Linked DNA regions of Mus musculus: all the other regions are linked to region 1. The links are chromatin loops, found by intact Hi-C in ENCODE. Cell type or tissue: gastrocnemius. All regions are shown on one strand. Each heading gives the region's core, and the rest is flanking DNA. Links, peaks and the distances in the headings are about the cores only.

What was found. A loop is a pair of places that touch in the nucleus more often than their neighbours do. Peaks named below come from ENCODE experiments on the same cell type or tissue, not always from the same donor. Only the 100,000 strongest peaks of a DNase experiment are listed, where the experiment ranks them.
Region 2: a loop joins it to region 1, with 8 times the contacts of the local background. A loop is called at or near these places in 31 of 42 quality-filtered maps.
Region 3: it touches region 1 in a loop (5-fold over the local background); 21 of 42 quality-filtered maps call a loop at or near these places.

The regions. Positions count from the first base shown.
Region 1 is chr7:137,477,432-137,483,340 of GRCm38, forward strand. No RefSeq gene overlaps it. Among named protein-coding and RNA genes, the nearest start is that of Glrx3, 43 kb to the left of the region's middle. In gastrocnemius, for the core only: a CTCF peak has its summit at 1,003 (motif pointing right); DNase peaks (open chromatin) are centred at 1,034 and 2,913; H3K4me3 peaks cover 259 bases.
Region 2 is chr7:137,781,120-137,787,028 of GRCm38, forward strand. No RefSeq gene overlaps it. Among named protein-coding and RNA genes, the nearest start is that of 4930570E01Rik, 130 kb to the left of the region's middle. In gastrocnemius, for the core only: a CTCF peak has its summit at 3,032 (motif pointing left); DNase peaks (open chromatin) are centred at 2,572 and 3,041.
Region 3 is chr7:138,081,484-138,087,392 of GRCm38, forward strand. No RefSeq gene overlaps it. Among named protein-coding and RNA genes, the nearest start is that of Gm25798, 17 kb to the right of the region's middle. In gastrocnemius, for the core only: a CTCF peak has its summit at 2,799; a DNase peak (open chromatin) is centred at 2,754.

The sequences.
Region 1 (5,909 bases), core at 497-5,496:
GGTTAAACAAACTGCACAAGGTCACAGTACTTGGTGTAGCTGGGATTTGACCCTAGATCTCCAGCCATGCTTCCAATTGACCTCGTATCCCCGACAGGATGTGGAGTTATAGTCCAATTATGTAGCTTGAGGGGGAGGACAGTTGTAGTTCTCAAGGGTCCAGGTCAATGGTAGGTAGAGGATGAGAGGGGCTGGATCTTCTTCATTGGCATAAGAGAAGCCAAAGCTGAGGATAACTCTACAGAAGGTGGGGTGTGCACTTCCAGCAGCCGGGAGCATAGGCTTGAGTTCCCAAACACAGGACCAAACAGATGATCCCTGACCAGGCACCTCGACAGATAGCTACTACATGAATTAGAAAGTAACCCTCTGGGTGCTAGTTTCCCCCAGCGCTGATTGGCACCTCCTTTGAGTTTTGATCTACATTCTTTCTCCTCAAGGCCTTGGTATGCACAAGGGAGGATGCACAGCTGCAAGAAACCAGCATTGCCTGTGGTTTGAAGGTCTGCAGAGATGAGTGCATGCCCCATTAACACAGCCTGCTCCTGGAGCAGTAAGTTGGGAAATGGGCCACTCTGGAGGGCTCATCCCCACACTGTTGGATCCCCGATGGTCCAGGGATGTCCAATTGCTCCCTGTGTGGCTGCCTAGCTGGCCCAGTTCTAGCCTAGTTCTGAGATGTTAGTGTCAGGACAAGGTTGGATCCCGGCCTGACTGACTGGAGTCCCTGTCCTTGACTGTTGAAGGCCCTTGGTGTCCAGACACGGCTTGGGGGAGCGGTCACTCCTCAACCCCAAGGCGGGTAATGGTAGGCAATGCGGGCTTTCCTGTGCTAACTCAGCTTCTCTGTCCCCGATGTCTACTTGTAACTTTGCAGGAACTAGCCTGGTATCCTCTGTAGCTGGTCACCACTGGTCTATGAATGTCACAATCAGCTCCTGGCTGTAGGAGGCAGCGGCAGGTGGTGACCGTGTGTGTCCACGCGAGGTCGCTGCGCACCGCGGGCCGATCAACCGCGCAGTCTGCAAGAGCGAACTTTGGGCACCAGGGGGCGCGCGAGGACCAAGGTTAGCACAGCATGGACAGGAGTGCGGTGGTGGTGTGTCCCTCCCGCCTCGCCTCCGCGCGAGTCTTGGAACCGCTTGTTTTGAAATTCTACCTCCCTTTTTCCTTTACAGAGAAAGCGTGTGGAAAATCTAGGTTGACTAGCTGGGGAGCAGCGTTCACAGACCTGTGTGGCTGCCTCCTATTCGAATACCAGAGCTAATCCTCACCCCCACTCACCCTGCCCCCAATCTCCTGGTCCTTGGAAGCCACCTAGATGGCACTGCTGATTTGCACCCTGCGGGAGCCAGCATCCACCCTCTGGAGTGAAGCTTACCTGGTGGATAGCCATCAGCCTAACCTAGGCTTTCAGGTGTATATGTGGAACACCTCACCCCTATTCCCAGCTCCACTTCACAGAGGACACGCCATAGAATAAGGTGCCACAGTCTCATTGCATCATGAGATGGTACTGTCCCTATGATCTGTCACGGCCTGAAGAAGTTTGTGGATGTCTTCACGGTGACGCAACTCTCTTCCCCTTTCCATGCTGTGTTGCTTGGAGACAGTTCACACCTGAAGGGCAGGCATCTTTAGGGGGAGGTGCAAAACTGAGGTTCTGTTGGGAAAATTTTGGATATTCATCCCTTTACCCTGCTTATTCTTTTGTCTAGCCATTCGTTCATGTCAGGGGGTGCTTACCGGTATTTTATATCTGCTGCGGAGTTCTGCTCTCTGGGCACGATACGACCATGGCCGTCTCAAAATCATCAGCAGTTCCAACTATCTGCATAAGATCCTTGGCCACTAACATTCCCTCAAGGCTGGTGGGCCTGATAGGGTACGGCTCAGGAGGGTGTACTCGAGAGAAGGATATAATTGATGAACAGTTAGGGGCACTCTTCTTTGGAGGTGTGGCTGCCCATAAACTGTTCATGTTCCTATAAGTAACTCCAGTTAAATGTAATGATTAGTTAAGGTAGACGTTGGGGGTGTTGGCTCTTTGGTCTGTTGCTGGCACCCTGTCTGGAGGGAGATATCCATTTATCTCTCTCCATGCAAAGTTTAGCTACAATAGCCAAGGGAGTGAGGGAGGGAGTGGTCATGGAATGGTGGGAGGCGTGGCCACAGAAGGATGGGAGGCAGGGCTGGTGGTATACACAGGGGCCTCTGTGTGTGTGTGTGTGTGTGTGTGTGTGTCCCAATTCTAGTCTTTCTGAAACGGAATATTTCAAAGGAGAAACAAAACAAAACAAAACAAAACAAGACAGGTTTAGGATAAACCCTGTTGCCAAAACATACTGAGGATAGCCATTCACCGTAGCCTGGTCACTGTGGTAAGAAAGGCTGGGTCTGGGTGGCATGGTTGCTCTGGGTTTATCTATCCTTGGTCCTGGCCCTGTTCTATGTTCTAATGGCTATGGTCATGTCAAGAGTTCTCGGGACACAGATGTAGTTCCTGTTGGCATCCCCTATCAGCCTCAGCCAGTGCCCTTGCTCAGCGGACTCAAGCTGGGGGCCAGAGCTTTGCCTTCTGTTTTTTTTTTTTTTTAGTTTTTCAAGACAGGGTTTCTCTGTGTAGCCTTGGCTGTCCTGGAACTCACTCTGTAGACCAGGCTGGCCTCAAACTCAGAAATCCACCTGCCTCTGCCTCCCGAGTGCTGGCATTAAAGGCGTGTGCCACCACCGTTGGGCTAGAGCTTTGCCTTCTTAAGTGATGTCTCCACTGGGTGCTTCCTTAATGCCTATCACTGGCCCCCAAGAGAACCGACATGGACAGGGGCCGCCAGGGGCCCTGTAGAAACCTTTTCATCTGATCTGCCAGATGCTTGAACCTGTGTCGACAGAGTCATTTGTACGGCGCCGTCTCTGCTCTCTTGGGACACACCCTAGTCTCTTTGGATGGCCGTCTGCCCGGGGTGATGGATATAAGCTAATCCTGTCTGTCTTGGAAGAAGGTGGCAGCTTGGCAGTTAACAAAGGGTTTTAATTAAAGAGAAAAGAATCATTTTGGCAAACTAGTTTTGCTCCTAAACTCAAGTGATCTGTCAAAGCTATAAGTTTGGTTAATTTCCACATAAGTCTCACTGGAGGAATTCACCCCAGTATCTGTGGGAGACAGAGTCCCAGGTCCAGGGATCCTGGGGAGAGCTCTTCTCATTTCCTCCCTCCCTTGTGGAATTCTCCAAAGCTGTGCTCCTCTCTCTCTCAAGATCTATTTATTTATTTTATGTATATGAGTACACTGTAGCTGTACAGATGTAGTTGTGAGCTATCATGTGGTTGCTAGGAATTGAACTCAGGACCTCTGATCGCTCTGGCCCTGCTCACTCTAGCCCAAAGATTTATTTATTATTATATGTAAGTACACTGCAGCTGTCTATAGACACATCAGCAGAGGGCGTCAGATGTCATTACGGATGGTTGTGAGCCACCACCATGTGGTTGCCGGGATTAGAACTCAGGACCTTCGGAAGAGCAGTCAGTGCTCTTACCCTCTAAGCTACCTCTCCAGCCTGTGCAGTCACTCATTACCCCAGGTTGCCAATAGGTCCGGACCTTGCCTTGACCTCTTCTCCAGGCATGTGACCTTCTCACCCTGGCCCAGCCTGCCAGGACATGGCTGTTTACAGCTGCCTTGTGCTTTCTGTATGTGCTGGTTAGCTTTTGTCAAACTGACACAAATCTACACATAAGCCTGGGGAGAGGGAATTGTCAACCGAGGAACTGTCTCTACCAAATGACTTATGAGTGTGTGGTACTGAGTCCTGCCTCTCTGTGGGGTGCCCAGACACTGCTGCAATGGGAGGAGGCAGGGCAAAGTTCGAAACTGGCAGTTCACACTGGTTCCAGGTCTCCTCTCTGGGTACCCAGGTACCTCCAGCATACCACTGAGAGAGGGAGTTAGGAACTGGGGTCCATGGCCTAGCTTTCATCCATGTGCTGGGCAGGAGGGAGAGGGTAGAGCCCAGGATGAGCAAAATCCAGTCTGATTGGAAGCGAGGGCAGAGAGTACCAGAGGGGCTAGAGGGCAGAAAGCCTTCCTCAGGAGTCTTTGTTCTTTGGTCAAAGGCCTTACCCTCCTTCATCCTTAATGAAGCAGCTCTCTGAGACAACCCTTGCTTCTTCACATTGCTTCATTTGATGATGGATGTAAACACATACACTTTATTTGGGGCGAATCGGGGATTATATACCTCTTGTTGGAAGGAATACCCAGGAAGGGAAAGTCACTGACTAAACTATTTAGACACCTCACGAGCATGGAGAAGAACTCCAGTGTTATGCTACACGACTGGGTGCCCACGTTCCTCTCAGTGGGGTGTTGTGGTTATGTGTTCCTGAGCAAGTACAGAGACGGGTAGAGAAGGACTCCACTTCTGCCATCAAATCTCTGAGATTCCTAGGGTTTGAGCTCATTCAACCTTACCGGTTTTTATGCCTGTCTGGTAGAAATGTCCCACATACCCTAAATGAATATGCCTGTGAGGTATTTTCTTGATTGCGATTTGATTGATATGGAAGGGTCCAGCCCACTATGGGCGGTGCTATCTCTAGGCAGGTGGGCCTGCTCTGTATCAGAAAGCCGGATTTTTTTGCTCTATCTAGAACTTCAAGTACTAGACTGAAGAGATAGGGAGAGAGTGAGCAGTCTTCTCTTGTTTGATTTTAGTGGAATTGCTTTAAGTTTCTCTCCATTTAGTTCGATGTTGGCTATTGGCTTGCTGTATATTGCCTTTATTGTATTTAGATTTGTGCCTTGTATCTCTGGTCTCTCCAAGGTTTTTAACATGAAGGGTTGTTGGATCTTGTCAATGGCTTTCTCAGCATCTAATGAGATGATTATGTGTGTTTTTTTTCTTTCAGTTTGTTTATAAGGTGGATTATGTTCATGGATTTTCGTATGTTCAACCATCTCTGCATCCCTGGGATGGAGCCTACTTGATTATGGTGGATGATGTCTTTGATGTGTTCTTGGATTTGATGTGGTTTTTATTGAGTGTTTTTGCATCAATGTTCATAAGGGAAATTGGTCTGAAATTCTCTTTCTTTGTTAAGTTGCGTGGTTTTGGTATCAGGATGACTGTGGCCTCATAGAATGAATGAGTTCAGCAATGTTCTTTCTGTTTCTACCTTGTGGAATAGTTTGAGATGTATGGTATTAGCTCTTTTTGAAAGTCTGGTAGAATTCTGTGCGCTTACCATCTGGCCCTGGGCTTGTTTTGGTTGGGAGACTTTAATGACTTGCTTCTATTTCCATAGGGGTTATAGGTCTAGTTATATAGTTTACCTGACCTTGATTTAACTTTAGTAATTTGTATCTGTGTAGAAAATCATTTGTTTTACTTAGATTTTTTTTTTCCAATTTTGTGGAGTACAGGCTTTTGAAATAAGACCTAATGATTTTTTGAATTTCCTCTGTATCTGTTATGCCTCCCTTTTCATTTCTGATTATGCTTCTTTGGATATTGTCTCTCTGCCTTTTAGCTAGTTTGGCTAAGGGTTTGTCTATCTTGTTGGTTTTCTCAAAGAACCAGCTCTTTGTTTTGTTGATTCTTTGTATGTCTGCAGACAGGAGCGGAGCATAACTGTCCTCAGAGGCTCCACCCAGCAGCCAATGGAAAGAGATGCCGAGGCCCATAGCCAGATGGATGGAGCTTGGTTATGGAAGAGGTGAGGGAAGGATTGAGGGACCCGAACAGGACAGGGATTCCATTGGAAGAGAGTCAACTAACCTGTACCCTTGGGGGCTCCCAGAGAGTGAACCACCAACCAAAGAACTGAGCACGGGCCGGATCTTGCACCTCCCCCACGCATGTAGCAGATGTGTTGCTTGGTCTTCATGGGGTCCCCCAACAACCAGA
Region 2 (5,909 bases), core at 464-5,463, 300 kb after region 1:
CAAATTTGGTCTCTCTCTGCGAATGCATAAAGAGGAATTCCAAGTGCTTGCTGGACATGTCCTTATAGGGAGGGAGGGAGGGAGGGAGGGAGGGAGGGAGGGAGGGAGGGAGGGGGGAAGGGAGGGAGGAGGGAGGGAAGGAAGGAGGGGGGAGTTTAACTTAAAATTTGTTGTGAGCATGAGGCTGTGCAAAGCTTCAGAGGACCTCTGTATAAGGCATGCGTGCTGCAGGAAGGAGCAGGAGCCTGATATATTTAGGAATATACCCATAGGAAGGCACTGGCTCTCATTGGCCTATTTGCATTCCATCCTTAAGAATGAGAGAGTGTTCCTAGCCAAATGGATGGACCTGGAGGGCATCATCCTGAGTGAGGTAACACATTCACAAAGAAACTCACACAATATGTACTCACTGATAAGTGGATATTAGCCCCAAACCTAGGATACCCAAGATATAAGATATAATTTGCTAAACACATGAAACTCGAGAAGAATGAAGACTGAAGTGTGGGCACTATGCCCCTCCTTAGATTTGGGAACAAAACACCCATGGAAGGAGTTACAGAGACAAAGTTTGGAGCTGAGATGAAAGGATGGACCTCGTAGAGACTGCCATATCCAGGGATCCACCCCATAATCAGCATCCAAACGCTGACACCATTGCATACACTAGCAAGATTTTATTGAAAGGACCCAGATGTAGCTGTCTCTTGTGAGACTATCCCGGGGCCTAGCAAACACAGAAGTGGATGCTCACAGTCAGCTAATGGATGGATCATAGGGCTCCCAACGGAGGAGCTAGAGAAAGTAGCCAAGGAGTTAAAGGGATCTGCAACCCTATAGGTGGAACAACATTATGAACTAACCAGTACCCCGGAGCTCTTGACTCTAGCTGCATATATATCAAAAAATGGCCTAGTCGGCCATCACTGGAAAGAGAGGCCCATTGGACTTGCAAACTTTATATGCCCCAGTACAGGGGAACACCAGGGCCAAAAAGGGGGAGTGGGTGGGCAGGGGAGTGGGGGTGGGTGGATATGGGGGACTTTTGGTATAGCATTGGAAATGTAAATGAGCTAAATACCTAATAAAAAATGGAAAAAAAAAAGAAAAAAAAAAAAAAAGAATGAGAGAGTGGAATCCACCCTGGGCAAATCACTGTGATGTTCCAAACACAGGGGGTGGATAGTTACTTTTCTCACCACTGTGACAAAAATGTAACCAAAGCAACTTAAGAAAGAGCAAGTTTATTTTGGCTCACAGTTTGAAGACACAGTCCATCACAGTGGAGAAGTCAGGGAGGCAGGAGCTTGACGTGGCTGGTCACATTGTAACCACAGACAGGAAGCAGAGAGAGATGAGTGTTGGTGCTCAGCTCACTTTCTCCTTTGTGTCTAACTGGGGGCCTAGCCCATGGCACCGTGCTGCCTATCAACTCAATCTGGAGACTTTCCTACACATGCCCAGATGTTTATCTCCTAGGTAATCTTTAGATATAGTGAAATCACTAATCAATCTTAACTATCACAAGATGTAAGAAGAATTCATTGTAATCTTATTTCGACTTGAATTGATATGTCAGAGTGAAGCATTTGGGGGAGAGCCATTCTCTTGTTCTTTATGATGAAATCAGCAACAATTTGGTTCTTCACAATTGAATATACCATGTCAAGAGGATGTAGATATACTATAAAACATCGACGGGTTGGCTGGTTCGTTGATTGATTGACGCATGCTCCAGAGGTTCAGTTCAGTTGCTGTATCCCACAGAGCAGGCATTGCTTATACAAGGATAAGAGTAGTCAGACAGGCATGGCCCCTGCCATATGCAACCTTTACCCACTATGAAAAGACAATTATCAGATAATTGCAATGGCTTAATTGTGGTCAGACTAGCTCACACAGAGAAAATACTATGAAGATATCATGGATAGCTGGGGCTATCATTCCAAGCTATTTAAAAGAGAAAAGGCCAGAACCAGCCACTCATGTGTTGGCGTATCAGAGAGATGGATTCGGGATGCTGGGACGGCTTAGATGGCTGACACTGGGCCTCCGGGGTCTGACTAGGAGATGGGCTATGGTTTTCCCTGGATGAGGTCACTGAAAAGCATGATTGCTGTGCTTACAAACATTCTGCTTGGGGATCTCCTGAGTGAATGGTGCATTGAATTTTGTTGCATTTCCAATCAAACTAATTAGGAGAGGCTGCTCTTCTAGGTAAATCATATCATCACCATGCCAAGGCCAAGCATGGATATTTTTCAAGAGAGTACCTAGTGCTTATACCATCAAGTCCAAGCTGTTTGCTAAAAATATGCACAGTCTGATTGCCACCTGCTTGAGAATCAGGGTTGATGGACTTAACAGAAACGGCAGCATTAATTTCCATACTGATTTCCCTTGGAAGATAACGTGATATGGTCACAGTGCTACACATCTTTATAAACCACAGCTCTGAACTTCAGAAGTAAGAGGAGATCTGGGTGCCCCACAGCTCACTGGGTTGCTGGGATCAGTGGGTACTCACCTGTGTCGCCTGATGGAGGCATAGAGGGTCTGTTGGGACAAAGCCTGGCTCTTGGCCATGAGGTCCTGTGCCAAAGGGATGAGGAACCGGTAGCTACCCCGGAAGAAAACCATGAACATGTCACAGTACCAGCTATGTTGTATTTTTAATTTATGGAGCAGCATAGTTGTGGGGAGATATTTTAAGGCAGGAAAGATTTTGAGACCATTGCCTGTAATTTATTGTTTATCACACAAGTGAGCTGAGAAATTAAAGTTTGTAGAAAGGTTGGTTCAGAGGTTTTCATGTAGGGGAGGCAAGCGTCCCTTTCCTGGGATGTGCTAGACTTTCTGTCCATTTCTTCTAAGACCTCCTTTCTTTTCCTTTTCAAAAAAAGTTCAATATGTAGTTTCTGCAGGGAAAAGAAAAACAGTAAGAGACTCAATTGGGGGAACTTCTAGGGATACCCCTCCCCAAGTCAAGGTATATCTGAGCCAGCTCCTTGTGATACATCTGCTGCCCTCTGGTGGCCTTTCTGGTCCCTACAGACTCTGCTCTTGAACCAGGAGTACAGGGTCATCAGGCTGGACTTTGGCAACCATCTTGCCAGGTATTCCCAGAACTGTGTCAACTTACAGTGGGCCTCAGTGTCCCATGTGCAGATAGATGGTGGGACACTGAGATGTTCCTGTCCACTGCCTCCATCTCTGTGCCTCTGTGACACATCTAAGAGGATTCGGGTCTACTCTAAGGCATCCCTTGTTTCATCAAATGTCTATACATCCTCTGCTTTTATCAATGAATTTATATGAGGGAGGCATCTCGTTTAGTTGGCAGGATGTCTCACCTAAATTTCTAATGTAAAAAGATTCTCTCAAAAGAACAACATCTCTCTATGGAATTCTATCATAGGATTCAGTCAGTGATCAAAAGGCCGGAGAAGACAGCAGCTCCTACTTCAGACTGCTCCACAGGGAACAAATGGAGAGGAGGGCGCACTAGTGGGGACTTGTTTACAAATAGACCTGGAAAGAGCCAATTCTACTTCATTAGCATCATGGGGCCACTCTTGTTGAACTGAATTGGGTTTTCTTGAGCAGCACATCCTGGGGACCCCTTGAGCCTTCCTGCAGCTCCCATGTTACCTCTATTAATAGCAAGCCTTTCTCATTTCAGTCTGTAATGGAGAAATGAGTTGGCTTTGAAGTCCATTGTGTTCCTGGGGGCTATTAGGGTTCAGTGTTGGACGGTGATTGCGTAGACTATGACCTTTGGTGGAACTCACAATTGAGGTTAAGGACTATCAGGGAGCAGAGGGTGAAATTATACATTTGCTTCTGGGGCGCAGAAGTGGTCCTCGGCCAGGAGAGTGGCTTTGAAGTTGATGACCAGTGAACTTAATGCAACTGAACTTGTTAGAAATGGAGTTGTCTGATAAATGTTCTCTACAGAATAATGGATGCTGAAGTTGTTCATTAATCTACTGATCCATTTATCCACCCATCTATTTTTCTAAGTGTTCCTTGAAAAATTCCTTGCCCATACGGTGCCAAGATAGAGGGCTGATGATATGAAATTACCTGGAGGATCTGCCTACCTTCAAAGCTCTATTTGCACTTGCATTTAGAAACCGTGACCTCTTTTCTCCTGTCAAGGCTAAATCACACATTTCAAAACATTTGACCCTAGTCTTATTTCCCACCATACTGGATTCTATGTAGATCAACTATGTGAATTGAACCTCCTGTTCTCCTGGGATGCAGAGACGTTCTTTGGGACCCCTACTTGGGTAAATGAACATCACCATCTACCTTCTCCAGAGGTTCCACTCCACTAGCTGTCACTAACAGAGGTGGCAAAACTTCCCCTCCCTCCCTAAGCATCGATTTCTGTTATTTTTTTTAAATCCATTTACGTCTTAGACACGTGTGGATTCTATCATGCTGCTTAGTCTTAGAGGGGGGTGCATGAAGAGCCTCCACGAAACTTTAAAGCCTCGTTCTTTCTGCTTCCATCCTGTGGGTTACAGAGTGGGAGATATGGCAGTAGCAAGTTTTGTTGGCTAATATAAGAAATAAAAAGACAGACCTCCATTTGTAAGATGAACTTGGGAAGACGTCCTCCTCACAGCTCCATCCATCCTCATGCTCCCAGCTCAGCTCACTCTTCGTCAATTCCAGGAAACACTGGGCTTTTCTCTAGACCTCATTTCTCCCATGTCACCTGCACCATGTGCTGTGGTCCAGGCAATGTCGCTGTCAGCAGGATGGCGTGTCTCTGCTTAGCGATATTGCTGCCTTTTTCTTTATGTCTAAGGGGCAGCCCTCTAACATTCTGCTTACTGATGGATTATTACTATGAAATTAAGAACTTGGCCCATAACATGTACTTGTAACATTAGTATTATATTTTAAAAAGACTTTTTTCTTCAAAATATAAGAACAATTTAGGTCCACATATTTGTTTTATGCTGTGTTTAAAAAGGAGAATGTATATAAAATTGGAGAGAAAGGCCAGTGACCTTGGCTTAATGAAAGTTTTTAGTTTCTGAGTTTTGACTGGATTGAGTTATGTTTAATCTTGAAAAAGATCTCAGGTGGGAAGAAAGGATTAATGAAATGTTTTGAGCTCAACTAAGCAAAGGGACACAGTCATGCCGCATGCTCAGTCTTTCTAGAAAGCAAATGATGAAAGGATGCCTGACCTCAGGGAAAATCTCACGCTGTCTTCTCTCTAGTGTCTCCATTAGCTGCTTCCTCTTTGCTGAGGGTAAACCTGAGAACCAGATCTTAAGGGAGACAGAACTGATTTTACTCAGAGTTTGAAAACACTGTCCATTATGACAGAGAACGGGTGGATTAAGAAGGAATCACCCATCATGGAGCAGAAGGCATGGAACAAGAAGGTACTGCTGACCAGCAGCATAGTGGAGTAGATATAAGCACCAGCCATTGTGGTGGAGAAGGTGAGGAGCAAGAAGGTATTGTCTGTCCACCATGGTGGAGAAATTGTAGAGCAAGAAAGTCCTATCCACCACGGTGGAGAAGGTGTGGAGCAAGAGTGGCTCTAGCTCTGGAGGCAGAACTGTGAGTTAACACGAGCCAAATGCTGCCACTCCTCACAAATGATATCATTTGCTCTTTGTATGTTCAGACTAAGCCCCAAGCCCATGGATTGAAAAGTGCTGTCCACATCCAGAGTGGGTCTTCGGTCCTCAGTTAAGCCTCTTTGGAAATGCTCTGATGGACACACCTGGATATGTGTCTCCTAGGTGATTCAAAACCCACCTAGTTGACAATGCAGATAAACTATCATGGTGCCTGTGATGGCTAGTCTTGCCTGTCATCCTGACTTCATCTGGAATTAGCTAAGACCCAAATGACTGGGCAAGGCTGTAAGG
Region 3 (5,909 bases), core at 464-5,463, 600 kb after region 1:
GGCCCTGAGGTAGTACGGGAAACTCAGCTCCTACTGTTGCTCAGAACCTCAAAGCTGCTCATGCTGTGCCTATGATTGCTCTTACAGAGCTCTCTTTCCATTTGTTGCATCTTGGACACCCACACAAGCATTCCTCTTTAGATGGCTATTGCCTCAGCACTGTAGACAGAAGAACTGGGAGTACTGACAGCTATCAGCTGCCTTAGTTAAGGCAGCAGGAGCTCTTTGAAGAAGGCAGCAGTGATGCCATGAGGGAAGAGAGCCCAGCACATCACAGCCACTTCTGTAAGCTATGGCCTTGTCTCCAAATGGTCGGTGCTACAATGTACATATATCACTCTCAAAGTGCAAGTGATGTAGTGCAGACTGGAAGGCATACTAGTTATGCACAGGTAAGTGGCATGAGACTATTCTAGCTGTGTCTTCTATGCATTATTTACCCACCGCCTACTTCACACAAATTGTGTGTGTGTGTTTGTGTGTGCGTGCACATGCACACACGCATGTGCACACTGTGAGCAGCAGAATTTATCATGAATGTCTTTCTCGAACATTCTCTATTTTATTTACTAAGGCAAGGTCTCTTGTTGAACCAGGAGCTTGCTGATTCAATGAATCCAGCTAGCTAGCTTGATCCAGGGATTCACTGTCTCTGTCTACTAATCTTTAGGATTATAGATAGATTACCATGTCCATCTGGCTTTAGGTGGGTGCTGGGAATCCAAAGTCCAGTTTTTATAGTTGCACAAGTGATTCACCCCCTTAACAATGCACCCAACCCCAACCATTATTTTTTTTTGAGACAAAATCTTTTATTGGCCTAGAACTCACCAATGAGAACAGCAAATATGAAGGATCAACTCATTTCTGCCTTCCAAGCCTCGGGGTGACAAGTATGTACCATAATACCTGGCTTTGTTGCACATGTGTTGGGGGTTTAACTCAAGCTCCCATGCTTGAGTGACAAGCAGTTTACCATGGAGCCCTCTCCCTGGAGAGAAGAGCTGAATTTAAGGCAAAGGTTTTCCCTTGAAATTTCACACGAAATGCTGGCTACCAATATACATATTTTATGTAAACTTTTTCTGAACTATTCAACCATTTCACTTTCTAAGAAGCTGTGACATTTCTTGTCCCCCCAGGGAGAATGAATCTTTTCATGAAGAAGAAGAAAATACCCCTTAGTTTGTGGATCTTCCCTTTATGTTGCTTTTCAGGTTCAGGTGGTGGGATATGTTTCTTATCATCTAATTTGGCCAGCGACAATACACACTATCTTCTTTTAACCTAAAATGTGATGAGAGGTTACTCTAGAGTCAAGGAGAAGTTACTCTAAGGTGCATATGTCCAACTACTTGGCAGTTATTTCCCATTAGTGTCAGGGAGGCTCCTGGTACAGAGGCATGCCAACAGTAAAAAAAAAAAAAAAAAAGAAGTCTGTCCTTGGTCTACAGAGTACTCCCATCATTTGAGTCTGTGAGATTTCAACACTACACACATATAGAAACCTGCATGTAGGAAGGAAGACAAGAATAGTCAGAAAGGTTTTCTTTTAAAAAAAATGTTTCTTGCACATTAGCAGAGTGAAGTGCTAAGGACTTCGGCCATTCGGATAGCCTGGGACACAGCAATAATCATACCCTGTGACATCAGAGGCCACAGTACTCACCAATACTCTAGGACCGATAAAGCATCAGGCATGAAATCTCGATAAAAGATCCCAGAAAAATAACCAAACTTGATTTTAGAGGGCTTCTGGCATAAGCACACTCTACGAGTTTCCAGTAATTCCAGTCTCAGCTCTTTCAGATTGTGCGTACACAGTCTCCAACAAGTCACTGAGTAACTGAGCCTCAGCCCACTCTCCTCACACATTCTGCCTTCTGCTTGAAGTCAGTTTACCTGCCATATTTTATATGGTCATCTCTCATAGAAGGAAGGAAGTTTCCTTCATCCATTTACCTGCTGACAGGCCTTGACTTTGTTCCTACACTTCCAACAGGCTCTGGCTGGTTTGGTTAGTCTTGGGCAGAGATAGGTGTCAGAAGTTCTGAAGTAAAAGTCTGTCCTGGTTCCCAGCAGATCCTGCACCTTCAGTTCTCTGCTTTTGAGCACATTCATAACAATATGATCTTTCCCAAAACCTGGAGGACATGGAGATAGCTGCAGTGTGCCTTATGTTTGACTTATGTTGGTAGAAAGCATCAAAATCTTCATGGAAAATGCAGTCATGCAACTTAAAGGTTCCTGGCCCAGGGTCGCCTGCAGTATCACCCTGCTTCTCAGGCATGGTACCTCTGGCCGTCCCAATCCCAAACTGTAGAAAAGTCACAGGATCCTTTTAATTCCAGTCAGTTTTCATGAAGATTCTCCATTTCTCGCCTAGATCCAAATCCCTTTCTTCCTTTTCCCTCTGTTTATTATCAGACAGAACTCATACTGGGATTGTGTTTATAGTTTCAAGACTCTTACTCCTCTGTGTAAAGTCTGTTCTGTGCGCTCCCTGGAAGCTGCATTTGACTGAGGAGCAGCAGTCAGTGCTAGCACCTCAGCTCACAGCCTGGCCAGAGTTCAGCACAGTAGACAGTTCAGCACCACAGACAGTTCACTGTTGCCCAAAGGCCAGCCTTTAGGAGCACGGAAGGCACCATGGACAGTAGGATTTGGGCTTGTTTTGCGCTCAGAATCGCCTATCTGCAGTTCTGTTAGCATGGCTGAAGTTCAGGACCACAGACAGCTCCACTCAGTTTCCTGACTTGGACTGGGGCTCAGCACAAGGAACAGCTCCCCCTGGCTGCAGGCCGTAGGGGCAGCTCTTCTCAGAACTGGAATTGATGCTTGTCAGGTTGTTGTTTTCCAGAAAGGCTGATGTCTGATTTCCTGGCAGACTCAACACTTGTGAAAAAAGGTGTCCTTGCCTGTGAGATGGGGAACTTACTCCATTTCCAGGAATCAGAAGTACACAGCCAGGTTCACCGTATTAAGAGAGGAGGCACTGAGTAAAGATCAGCACTCTGCCCCTCCATCTGACAGGAAGTAAAAAATGTCCCACTCCTCTGTAATATACAGATAGAAGGACACACACAGAGCAGAGCTGGGTATCCAGGTCCCAGAAGGGCTCGGTCTACCTCACTCCGATTCTGTTGCCTCAATATTCTTCTGAGAAGTAGGCTGTAGGCATGAGGCACATACAACCTATCTAATGTGTCTAAGTGAGAGGAATATACTCCCATCTGCCTCAGTGTGTGCCAGCAATGCTCCAATAGGCTTCAGTGGACATATTCAAGGAACTCAGATGTCCTCAGCTTTGCAAAAAATATCACTACACTGGAGAGAGTCTGGGAAAAATGCTAAGTCCAGGTAGAAATATCCTACCATGTTCCCACAGCTCAGCTGAAGTAGGAATTATTCTAATCCAGCCAATAACATTTTAGAATATGAGGCTCACTGCCTTGTATCTATATCTATGGAAAACTACAGAAGTCATGGATTAACAATGTCTGAGAAAGTAATGAATACAGTAGTCATGCCTTCTGACACCCAGCTATGAACTTGATTTGGAAACAATACTGGGAGAACATCCAGAAAGTTCAAGGTAGCTCTTCAGTCAGTATGGTTGCCCAACACAGGAGGTACTACGTGGTTGTTTGGGTGGTGTTCCAACCAGTTCCCTTCTCATCACTGAGGCGATGGCACGGCAGTATCAGGGCCACCACTATCACCTTCACTGGGTTCTGTTTTCAAGAGAAGTTTGATTTGGTCATCACTGCAGCCTTGCCAGGGTTTGAAAGCTGTAAGTCAGCTTTCCATCTCTGACAAAACACCCATGAAAAACAACTGAAAAGATAAATGACTTCCTTTGGCCTGTAGTATCAGAAGTTACAGTCCAGTGTTAGCTGGGGCCTCATTCCTAGGTGTATGACAAAGAACAATATGGAGGAGAACAGGAATTCAACTTACGGGAACTATGAAAAAGAAAAGGAGAAAGAGAGTGACAGTGGACCAGACAGATCCTTAAAGACAGATATCTCAAGTGATGTGGTAATCGGAATGAGAATGGCTCCCAGAGGCTCATACTGGTCTCCAGTTGGTGGAACTATTTGGGAAGAACTAGGAGATGTGGCATTGTTGGAGGAGATGTGTCACTGGGGGCAGGCTTTGAGAGTTCAATGTCTCACACTGTTCCCTGTTAGAATTCTCTGCCTCCTGCTTGTGGATAAAAATGTGAACTATCAGTTGCTTTTCAAGGAACCTATCGCCATGTTTTTGCTCCATCATCATCGACTCTAACATTCTGTAATTATAAACTTGGTTAAACTCCTTCTTTTCTAAGATGTTTTGGTCATGATGTCTTATCACAGCATTAGAAAATATGTTTAAACAAGTGACCTATTTTCTTTATGCAGGTCTTATCTCCTAATAGACTACCCAGCTATGAAGCCATCAGTGGAGTAACTCACTGTTAAGGTCCGTACATTCATAATCAAATCTGCTTTAGAGACAAAGCCTTTATCAAATGAGCATTTGTGTGTGTGTGGGGGGGGGCATTCCCTATAAAAACCATAACAAAGCCCAGAACTGAGGAGATCTGAGGCAAGAGGGCCTGAGGGCTGAGGCAGAATAGATACAGACAAGCACAAAGGGAGCATATATGCTATTGCAGGTGATTATCTAAGTGTCTGCAACATATGTGCAACTTTGACCTTCACAGGAGCTTCTTGAGTGGGGACAGAAAAGCCCATCCTGCATCAAACAGGAACACAGAAGCTCCTGACATGACTGCCTTCTGGTAGCTCATAGATATGACAGGACATGTTTCTGTCTTCTGAGCCCAGTAACCATTCACAGTTCCAGGGAAGAGATTTCAAGATGTAGATGATTCTTATGGAACCTGAAGGGGAGGCAGTAAGGCATGACTCCACAGCATTGGGCAACTTAGAGGAGGTGTGATGTCTGCCTAAGGGACATCATATGGCATTGATGGGGGAAGTGCATCACTGGGGTCAGCTTCCTCAAAGAGGCTGGTCCATAATGTGTACATAGATGATAACTGTGTCGACATTGACTCAACATATAAAACCATTGCATTTTCTGTAGTTACTCTGTAACTTGGGTTTTCTGGACACAAAGACGATGCTTATGCTAGCACTCAAGTTTGCTTCACTTACTGAGCATCTGTATTTCCCAGGCATCTTCACAGTTTGCCTTGATCTATTTATACTTGTTTTTATAGCTCTACATGTGAAACTTCTTGGAGATGCAAAGCCCTGTACAAGATAATTGTCAACTTATTCACTAGAAAACAATGCTCATTTAGTTTCCAGATGTAAGGAAAGGTCCAGTTATCAAGCTCCACATACTCTGGTCAAGGACACTGGACAAGAGCACATCAGGTTAAGAGACTGTGAGAAAGTGGATGCCAGAAATAGGGGGTAGCTTCACCTAGAAACATAAACACATGAAAGGCCAGTTTCTGAGGGCTGGAGAGATTGCTCAACGGTTAAGAGCACTGACTGCTCTTCCAGAGGTCCTGAGCTCCATTCTCAGCAACTATATGGTGGCTGACAACCATCTGTAATGGGATCTGATGCCTTCTTTTGGTGTGCCTGAAGACAGCAACAGTGTATAACATATATATATATATATATATATATATATATATATATATATATATATAATTTTTAAAAATTTTATTTTAAAGAAAGGCCAGTTTCCACAAACAAAGCTTGGGTGATAACTAGAGAGAGTTCCGGAGTTGATTCCTTACAACTGCCAAGCATTCCAAAAGATTTAGTGAGTTTTAGAGGTCCTGGTCTGGAAAGCAAAGCAGTATACTAGCTTTCCTAAGAGGATAGACAGGTCCAGAAGGAAGATTTTTAACACTAGCTCTGGAGGATAGTGCTCAAGAT